Linked DNA regions of Homo sapiens: region 1 is linked to region 2. Evidence: chromatin loops called from intact Hi-C (ENCODE). Cell type or tissue: breast epithelium. All regions are shown on one strand.

Region 1 (5,000 bases), 520 kb before region 2:
TGCAGATGAGCAGAAAGGAAGAAATATTCATAGTCTCTCTGCTAGTAAACTTCGGTGTGTGTGACCACATAGGCTAGATCCAGAAAGGCCATATCATTTTCCATTCCCACTGGTAATCTGGGCCTTTGTCAGATATCAGCTGTTAATTTTAAAATATGACTGGTTCTTTTAGACTTAGTGGGTTAGTAGTTCTGAAGTGCTTGGGAGAGAATTGGGAGCACCTCAAACGTGACAGGAATGTTCCTGTGTTGTGTATCTTGTGGGAATGGGGTGCTAAGGAGGACTGAGGCTTAGAGGAGGTGGTGGCTCAGCTAACTGATGTCATCCCCACCCTCAGGGCGTAGACAGTCAAAGAGGCAGCTCCGGAATGAGAAAGATAAGCCACTGCCTCCACTGCTGGCCCGAGTCGGGGGCAACATTGAGGTGAGAGCTGGGCCCAGTGTTCCTGAGTTCTCCAAGAGGGCATGAGGGCAGGAGGTTGGAAGTTGGTGCCTGGATCACTGAAGGTAGAAAGGACAAGACCTAAGAACCCTAGACATTTGTCGCCATTGCCTCCTTGCTCCCACCCTCAGGTGCTGGGCTTCAACACCCGTCAGCGGAAGGCTTTCCTCAATGCTGTGATGCGCTGGGGGATGCCACCACAGGATGCCTTCACCACACAGTGGCTGGTGCGGGACCTGAGGGGCAAGACTGAGAAGGAGTTTAAGTGAGTGTGGGTGATACAGGGCTGAGTTGGACGCAAGGGGAAGAGCTTTGGGTGTTCCTTTCTTCCTTGGGGCCGCCATATGATGTGACCTTACTCAACTGATTATCACCCTCCCTGTCATACAATACTTCCTGGCTCGATTTCCTGGGGGGTGGTCTCAGCCCACTCCACCTCCCCTCAGCCGAGCCTAGAGTAGAGGGGCCAGGCATCCTCCCCAGGGGAGGGGCGTTGAAGCAAGGAGCCTCTCCTGGGCTGTCCTAGCCTCACATTTACTTGACCACAATAACCTGGCAGGAGGAGCTGGTGGAAAGGATGAAGAGCTGACTGATGGGGCCCAGGAATTAAGTACCAAGGCCAAAGGGAAAGACCCAGGGGTGGGGCGCAGGGGGACAGTTAGGACTTGGAGGGCTGGTAATGGTGAGAGTGAGAGGCCCAGGGGAGGAGCCCTGGAGCACCTGGGGATTTGGGGGTTTGGGGGTCCTCAGTCATCCTCGCGCCTCCCTCACTGCCCTATACCCCTTCTGTGGCTCCCCTAACCCTCCTCCCACTCCCATGCTCCTTAGGGCCTATGTGTCTTTGTTCATGCGCCATCTGTGTGAGCCTGGGGCAGACGGCTCTGAAACCTTTGCCGATGGGGTCCCTCGGGAGGGACTGAGTCGCCAGCAGGTGTTGACCCGCATTGGAGTCATGTCTCTCGTCAAAAAGAAGGTATCAGTCTTCCTGTCACCCAAAGAATCAAGCTGGCTGCCTAGTCTCTGTCCTTCCTCTGCCTCTGTCCCTGAGTTGTAAGCTTGCGCTGGTGTGAGACGGAGGAGACTGGAGCTTCCTGTCTGTAAGCGCCTGGAGCTGACACCTAACCCTCCCACCCTGCCACCCCAGGTGCAGGAGTTTGAGCACATCAATGGGCGTTGGTCAATGCCGGAACTGATGCCTGACCCCAGCGCCGATTCTAAGCGCTCCTCCAGAGCCTCCTCTCCTACCAAAACGTCTCCCACCACTCCTGAGGCTTCTGCTACCAACAGTCCCTGCACCTCTAAACCTGGTAATCAGAAGTCAGGATGGTGGGAGAGACAGAAAGGGAGCCAGGAGTCAGGGCGGGAGAATCTCTGTCTTTATCACTGTGCCTTCCCCTGCAGCTACTCCAGCTCCAAGTGAGAAAGGAGAAGGCATAAGGACACCTCTTGAGAAGGAGGAAGCTGAAAACCAGGAGGAAAAGCCAGAGAAGAACAGCAGAATTGGGGAGAAGATGGAGACAGAGGTGTGTGGCTCCCTGGATTCCCCTGTGGAGCGGGAGGGGAGGGGGCTTGGAGGCCAGGTACCTGGGAGCCCTCTGGCTCATCCTGACCCCATTGTCCTCTTCCAGGCTGATGCCCCCAGCCCAGCCCCATCACTTGGGGAGCGGCTGGAGCCAAGGAAGATTCCTCTAGAGGATGAGGTGCCAGGGGTGCCTGGAGAGATGGAGCCTGAACCTGGGTACCGTGGGGACAGAGAGAAGTCAGGTGGGTGCATGGCCTTAGGAGTGATGGGGGATTAGAATTTGGGATTTCCCTCTTCTGGGGTCAGGGGATGAGGGTAACATCCTCCCTTCCTATCCCCTACCCCCTCCCACAGCCACAGAGTCGACGCCAGGAGAAAGGGGGGAGGAGAAGCCGTTGGATGGACAGGAACACAGGGAGAGGCCGGAGGGGGAAACAGGGGATTTGGGCAAGAGAGGTAATGGGTGGAAGGGACCGGACACCTGGGTCCCAGAGGGCATCAGGGGAGGTGGAGTCTGGGGAACCGAATGCTTGGGTCCTGGGCGGGTAGCTGTTTGAAAGGCCAGTACAGTACAGTACAGATAGTAGTCTTGGGACCTGGGAGGAGGGTGTCCTGAGGTGTGAGCTTTGACCTGTCTGTCCTAGCAGAAGATGTAAAAGGTGACCGGGAGCTTCGACCAGGGCCTCGAGATGAGCCACGGTCCAATGGGCGACGAGAGGAAAAGACAGAGAAGCCCCGGTTCATGTTCAATATCGCCGATGGTGGCTTCACAGGTTGGGGAGACTCTCGCTGCTTTCTGCTCCTCAAGGGGATCTGCTCATCCTCATGGGGTTTCTCGTTTTGCCTGAGGCTTCCTGCTACCTTTAATTCCAAGTAACTTCCAATGAAGTATGTTGCATGCTGACTCCGATCCTTGCTCTAAATCTTTCTTAAGTATCCCTCTTAACTCCAAAGCTGGCCCTAATCCCACCTTTATTCTTAATTCTAACGAACCTGGTTAGAACTGAGTTTGTTCCAAACCTAACCTTTACCCATTCCTCTTCAGGAGCCCTTAGTTCCCTTTCATTATTCAGTTTCTCCATCTCTACCTGTCTGTTGGACTGAGTGCAGTCTGCAAAACCCTGTTACCTCTTCTGTCTGCTGCCTTCTTTGCAGAGCTTCACACACTGTGGCAGAATGAGGAACGGGCAGCTATTTCCTCGGGGAAACTCAATGAGATCTGGCACAGAAGACATGACTATTGGCTTCTGGCTGGGATTGTCCTGTATCCTTTGATACACATGCAAGAAGGAAAAGGTTCTCTCAAGCTGGCAAAAAAAAAAAAGATGATTTCACACCCAGGGACAGGGCTAGTGCCACACTTTGGGGAGTCAAGCCAAAAGGAAGAAGTGTTCAAAGCCAAGCCCATTCCTGTTAAATTCCTTGATGGTTCCTTTTCCTTCATTGGTAGCCATGGCTATGCACGGTGGCAGGACATCCAGAATGATGCTCAATTTGCCATTATCAACGAGCCATTTAAAACTGAAGCCAATAAGGGGAACTTTCTGGAGATGAAAAATAAGTTCCTGGCCCGGAGGTTCAAGGTGGGAATGAGGGAGGAAAGGAGCGGGTTATAGACGGGCTTGGGTCAGAAGTGAGACCAGATCTAGTTGGAACCTAGGGAAGGTTAACACCTTCAGGGCTGAGGTGATACCTGGGGCCAAGACCAAAGTGTAACCTTGTGCTTGGGAGTGTGATCTGGGTCAGGGTTGCTGCTAGGTTCGCAGTCGGTTTGGAGCTGGGAGTGCCCTGGGCCAGCAGTGAGGGCAGGGTGGGTCTCTTGCTATGTCCGCCCCCCCAGCCCCTCACCCACTGCTGGCAGAGCCCTACCTTCACCTCCCAACTCTGTGCCCTCAGCTCCTGGAGCAGGCGCTGGTGATTGAGGAGCAGCTGCGGCGGGCGGCCTACCTGAACCTGTCGCAGGAGCCGGCGCACCCCGCCATGGCCCTCCACGCCCGCTTCGCCGAGGCCGAGTGCCTGGCCGAGAGCCACCAGCACCTCTCCAAGGAGTCGCTGGCGGGGAACAAGCCGGCCAACGCCGTCCTGCACAAGGGTAAGGGCCGCGGCGGCCCCGCGCGGGGGAGGGCCCACAACGCTGCGTAAGTCTTCACCCCGCACCCCTCAAAATCTTCCCACCCCCTGACCCCTCTACCTGCTGAACCATCCCCCTCTGACCTCTAACCCCACTCCTACCGACCTGGCACCCCCTTGGATTTTAGCCTCTAGGACTTGTGCAAGCCAACCCTCATCCATGTCTGATAGCATTCACATCCGTGCCCAATAGAGGGACCTGCCCCAGCCTCTGTGTCCCCTCCACACAGTGGGGCCTCTTCACTGGCAGTGGAACTGCATGCCTGCCATACTGCTTAACATCATCCAGTTAGGGGCCTTGGACTGTGAATGCACCATACAGATCCCTGGCTGTGATCAAACAAATCACATTCCCTCACATGTGTTTCACCCCATAAGGCAGAAACTACCACCCATCCAACCCTCTGGCCTTACCCCATGAAACTTCCCTTTGACCTTCGACCTTTCCTCCTACCCCCTCTCACCTTGCCATTGATAGAGATTATATCCCAAAGCCCTCTAACCATCTAATCCTGCCTGGTGTAGTCACTGACTCCTGGCCCCTTTGATCCCTGTTCTAATTCCTTGAATCTGTAATACTGACCTTCTAACCTCCCTCTCCCCTTACATATTAAAACCGTGATTCCTTAAAGCTTTGACACTTACCACCTCCCATGCCTCCTGACTATTTCCTCCCCATCATCCCCAACCCCAAACCTTGCTCTTCCAGTATGAGATGTTCTGACAACTCCCCGCCCCCATGTCTTCCAATGTCCCCCCATCTTCCTTTCCTCCATGCTCCCTTTTTCTTTCTTCTTTCTCTCCATCTGTCTTCTGTGGTAATCTGGTCTCTCTGTCTCTTTTCCTGACACTTTTTCTTTTCCCCTGAGTTGCTTCTGTTTTCCATCTACTTCTTTTACTTTCTTGA
Region 2 (5,000 bases):
GTCAAGGCTGCAGTCAACTGTGAGAGAACCACTGCACTCCAGCCTTGGTGACAGAGTGAGACCTTGTCTCAAAAAAAAAAAAAAAATCATTGAAAGCTTTTATTCATTGAATAAATGTTAACTGCCCATAACATGCCAGGCATTGGGGCCAGAGATAAATAAGTCATGGCCGCTGCCCTAGATGCTACCTTAAATGTAAAATATTAAAAAAACCTTGACTAATTTTTTCTCCTTAGCACTTGTTACTGCTGGCATACTCAGGGTTCTTTGTCTTTTTTTTTTTTCTTTTTTCTTTTTTGAGTTAAGGTCTTGCTCTGTTACCCAGGCAACCAACCCATGGTACAATCATGGCTCACTGCAGCCCCAAATCCCTGGCCTCCAGCCATCCTCCCACCTCAGGCTACAGAATAGCTAGGATTACAAATGTAAGCCACCTTGCCCAGCTAATTTTTAAATTTACGTGGAGATGGGTCTCGCCATGTTACACAGGCTGGTTTTGAATTCCTGGCCTCAAGTGATCCTCCCACCTTAGCCTCCTAAAGTGTTGGGATTACTGGAGTAAGCCCTTGAGCCCAGCCTCTCTGTCTATTTCTGTTTCCCTTCTATTTTCCTTCTTTTTGTTTTTTCATTTTTAGAAAATCTCCAGGAAGGAAAGAATTTAGCTTCTTTTGTTAATTGTGCTATGCCAGGCATCTAGAACAGGGCCAGGCCCTCATTAAATATTTGTTGAATGGTTGGAAGCATGATCTTTTGGTCCTGGCAACTTTGACTCATTGGCTTACCTGGTAATGGGAATCGGGCTAAAATTGCTTAATAAGCTTAGACTGGTAAGAAACACTCCATTTCTTTTCAGCCCCGTCATTTCATTAGTCTAGTTTGGGAGTAGGTAAACCTGGCGCCACCTTGTCTGTATAAAGGTATGTGAGCACATATCATTTTTTCCCAGGGACAGTCACACTGTTTATGGAGGTGTGATGTCAACAGCCCTTGGGGTTGCCAGGTGTTAACCCAATGGGCAATTAACAGTGTCATGCCATCCTTTTCTTGGGAGGCAGCTGCCACTCTGGGGTGTGGGTAGTGCCTGTCACGTGGTCGGGATGAGAGCCAAGGATGATAGTGAAGCCTGAAGCTTGGGGAAGTCAGGAAAACCGTGAGGTTCCAGATCAGCAGGAAGTCCACAGTTAAGGGAGCCTTCTGGGAAGAAATTAGGACCAGCCAGAGATTCATGGGAGCATGGCAGGGTATCAAGTTCCATCAATAGGGGAGAAAAGGCCAGACAAACCTCAATAGGGGATTAAAGGCTCTTGAAACCTCAGTTTACCCCCCAGATAAGGATGAGGTCTCTTTCTTTCCAGGTACCATCACCCAGGGCAGGACCTTCATAGGAAGGCCTGTTTCAGCCGCAACCTAAACTGTTCTCATTTTTCTCTTTTCTAAAAGCCACCTTCCAGCAGGCTACACCTGGCGGCCTGCACAAGGCAAAGCACCTTCCTGGCAAGGGAGCCAAGGGCCAGAAGCAGGCCGCATTCTCAGGCACAGTGGAAAGGGAAGGAAAGGGAAGGGGGCTTGGAACCTAAGACACTGCATAGCAAATTCATCTCTACCCAATTCCAGCCTTTCTGTTGACTTACAGCCAACTGGAGTTTGAAAGTGTGGGGATAAACTGATGGGAGAGCTGAGGTTTGGGAGTCTGAGCTGCTTTGAGTGGTCGGTGAGCTCTGTTTGCTCCAGAAGCTAATGAGGATGCAATAAAGACAACAAATAGAACCTTCTTTCCCTTTGGGCTATTCCTGGGTATAGGAATAGCCCAGGCTGGCTGTTTGTGGCTGGCTGGGTCAGGGACCGAACCATAGTGAGCATTTTTGAATCGGACATGAGTTGGTTACCATTCAAAGTCTTGGAAGGGAGGCTGGGCATGGTGGCTCATGCCTGTAATCCCAGGACTTTGGGAGGCCGAGGCAGGCAGATCATTTGAGGCCAGGAGTTCAAGACCTGTCTGGCCAACATGGTGACACCCCGTCTCTACTAAAAATACAAACAATTAGCTGGGTGTGGTGGTGCAGGCCTATAGTTCCAGCTACTCGGGGGCGGGAGGCTGAGGCAGGAGAATCGCTTGAACCTGGGAGGCAGAGGTCTCAGTGAGCCAAGCTCGCGCCACTGCACTCCAGCCTGGGCGACAGAGCAAGACTCTGTCTCAAAACAAAAACAAAAAACAGACAAACAATAAAACCACCCAAAGTCTTGGAGGGGGAAATTAATCTCCTGGTTGAAGGCTCTGGCATTCTGTGGACTGCCCAGCAAGCCATTTATACGACCAATATTTATTGAGTGCCCACTCAGTGACAAGTGTTATGATGAAAAATTAAGATGCATTTCTCTATTTAAGGCATTTGCATGTACTTTTATGTTCTTTTAAAATTTCACATCTTGGTTACATCTTATATTGCAGTCTTTGGTTTTAAGGGCCTTGACAACTTTACGGAGGAAGAGAATCCTATGAATATGAAGCCCTATTTTCACTCAGGGAGCAGCCCTGCCACACTATATCCTTTGCCATGGTTGTTTTTCTTTATAGCATTTCTCATGACCTGGCAGAAATAGATTAGTCTGCTTGCTTGTTGTCTATTTTCCCTTTAGAATATAAGCTAATTATATTGGGTAGGGGTTGGGGGTGCTTTTTAAAGTTGTGGTGGGATATCCATGGCTTAGAACAGTGCCTGGTCCTCAGCAGGCACTAAACTCCTTGCTAATGAATGAAAGACTTTTCTCTCTATATAAAACCACTTCTCGCCTCAAGGCTCAAGTGTGTGTGGTGTGTGTGTGTGTGTGTGTGTGTGTGTGTGTGTGTGTATTTTTTTTTTTTTTTTTTCCGAGACAGAGTCTCATTCTGTTGCCCAGGCTGGAGTGTAGTGGTGTGACCTTGGCTCACTGCAACCTCCGCCTCCCAGGTTCAAGCAATTCTCCTGCCTCAGCCTCCCGAGTAGCTGGGATTACAGGCATGTGCCACCACACCCGGCTACTTTTTGTATTTTTAGTAGACATGGGGTTTCACCATACTGGCCAGGCTGGTCTCGAACTCCTGACCTCGTGATCTGACCACCCTGGCCTCCCAAAGTGCTGGGATTATAGGTGTGAGCCCCCATGCCTGGCCCCAAGTGTATATTTTTAAGATTTTTGTTTTTTTGAGATGGAGTCTCTTTCACCCAGGCCAGACTGCAGTGGCATGATCTCGGCTCACTGCAAGCTCCGCCTCCCAGGTTCACACCATTCTCCTGCCTCAGCCTCCCGAGTAGCTGGGACTACGGGCTCCTGCCACCACGCCCGGCTAATTTTTTGTATTTTTAGTAGAGACGGGGTTTCACCGTGTTAGCCAAGATGGTCTCGATCTCCTGACCTTGTGATCTGCCTGCCTTGGCCTCCCAAAGTGCTGGGATTACAGGCATGAGCCACCGCGCCCGGCCTATTTTTAAGATTTTAAAAACACATTATTATTAATATTATTTAATTACAAAAGCAAAGGATATTGCATTAGGGATTATAGACGCTATGGCCTGGGTTTAAGATTTAGGCTAGAGAAAAGGCATAGTTGCCTATGACCCAAATCTTAGTTCCTTTGTAACCTATATCATCTAAGTTCAGCCTTTCATACCAGCGAAAATCTCTGTCTATGGTGACTTTTTTCAGGATTTGGGGTATTTTCCAGAATGTTCTGTCAGTCTTGCCTTTGAAGTTATAGCCACCAGACCATTGGTTCATTCTTTCACTTTCGTTGAAGCATATTAAATGAGTGTTTGCTAAGTGCCTGTTGCTGGGGATATATTAAGACAATCAACACTGTCCCTACACTCAGTGAGTTTTGGTTTCTTGGGGGAGATTGGACATCTCTGTAACCAAAAGGCCATGTTTAATAAGTCTCTTGTGAACTGTGTAGAGCTCCATGTGAGCTCAGAGGAAGGAGTGCTCACTTTGGGACTTTGAGTATCAGGGAAGGCTTCCTGGAGGAGCTAGCATATGAGTGAGACTTCAAAAGGCAGAGGAGAAGGTGGGTTGGCCAAGCCTAGGCAGCAGCTGCAGTGTAAAGGGCAGGGGAAGTCAACAAGATAGGCCCATAGAGGAAGGGAATCATCTATTTGGGGGACCATGCTGGTGGGTCTGGCCAGACCTAGAGAGGTGATCCATAGGATATAGACCGTAGAAGTGGGCTGGAGTTGCTTTGGGAAGGCCTTGAGTATGAGACTACTTTGTTCCTTATCACAAAGGTAACAAGATGCCAAAACAAGTTTTGGAGGCAGGGATGCTCTGCATACAGTGAGATTTTAGAAAGATTATTCTTATGGTTATGTGTGGACTGCTGGGCTGAAACAAGAAGAAATTCGAGGGAGAGAAGTTTGGGGAGAGAGGGACAGACAAATAAGAAACTTTGGATTATGGGCGATGTGGGAAGAAAGTACTGAAATATGACTAGATTTACTTGAGTTTAGGAAGGGAAAGTCTTTGGGCTTTGGTGACCACATGCGTGAGATGCAAGCTGGGGAGGGAAATGATTAGGGGGATTTGATGAGTGCCTTGTGCTTCACTGACTGGAATGATGGCACCATTGGCAGAAACATGAAAATTGTTTTGGAAATTTCTGTTGGGGCAAAGGAAAATCTGTTTGGGGTTTCGGCATGTAGAGCTGGAGGTGGTGGTGGGACATCTGGTGGACATATCTGCCAGACCATTAGCAACTGGCCAGTCAGTGGGTGTCCCTTGCCCAGCTAGATCTATACCCTTAGAGATTAGCAAAAAATGCTGGCCAAAGGAATAGAGAGAGATTAGGTTGAAGCTGATTTTGAGATGTCTTGCTCACCTGATTCAGTAGAGTTAAGTATGCCCCATCTCGTCAGAATTTCCACAGTGGGCCTGTGTGCATTACATATCACCTTCTGTGAGTGTGTGATGTGGCCGAAGTCCAGCATCTTTACTAGCTAGGGTTCGGGCTTGTACCCAGATCTCTCTTA

Evidence for each region. Hi-C counts contacts between places; a loop is a spot of excess contacts. Peaks named below come from ENCODE experiments on the same cell type or tissue, not always from the same donor. Only the 100,000 strongest peaks of a DNase experiment are listed, where the experiment ranks them.
Region 1: a loop joins it to region 2, with 17 times the contacts of the local background. A loop is called at or near these places in 1 of 110 quality-filtered maps.

The regions. Positions count from the first base shown.
Region 1 is chr17:7,905,284-7,910,283 of GRCh38, forward strand. It overlaps CHD3 (chromodomain helicase DNA binding protein 3), which reads left to right. Exons shown (of 40, transcript NM_001005273.3): 27 at 338-423; 28 at 573-706; 29 at 1,270-1,414; 30 at 1,586-1,748; 31 at 1,843-1,964; 32 at 2,070-2,205; 33 at 2,318-2,419; 34 at 2,611-2,736; 35 at 3,119-3,227; 36 at 3,414-3,546; 37 at 3,860-4,055. It also overlaps SCARNA21. Among named protein-coding and RNA genes, the nearest start is that of RNF227, 8.5 kb to the right of the region's middle. In breast epithelium, no CTCF peak of the experiment used is centred here; no DNase peak of the experiment used is centred here.
Region 2 is chr17:8,425,512-8,430,511 of GRCh38, forward strand. It overlaps a transcript of NDEL1 not described here. Among named protein-coding and RNA genes, the nearest start is that of NDEL1, 7.9 kb to the right of the region's middle. In breast epithelium, no CTCF peak of the experiment used is centred here; no DNase peak of the experiment used is centred here; H3K27ac peaks cover 953 bases.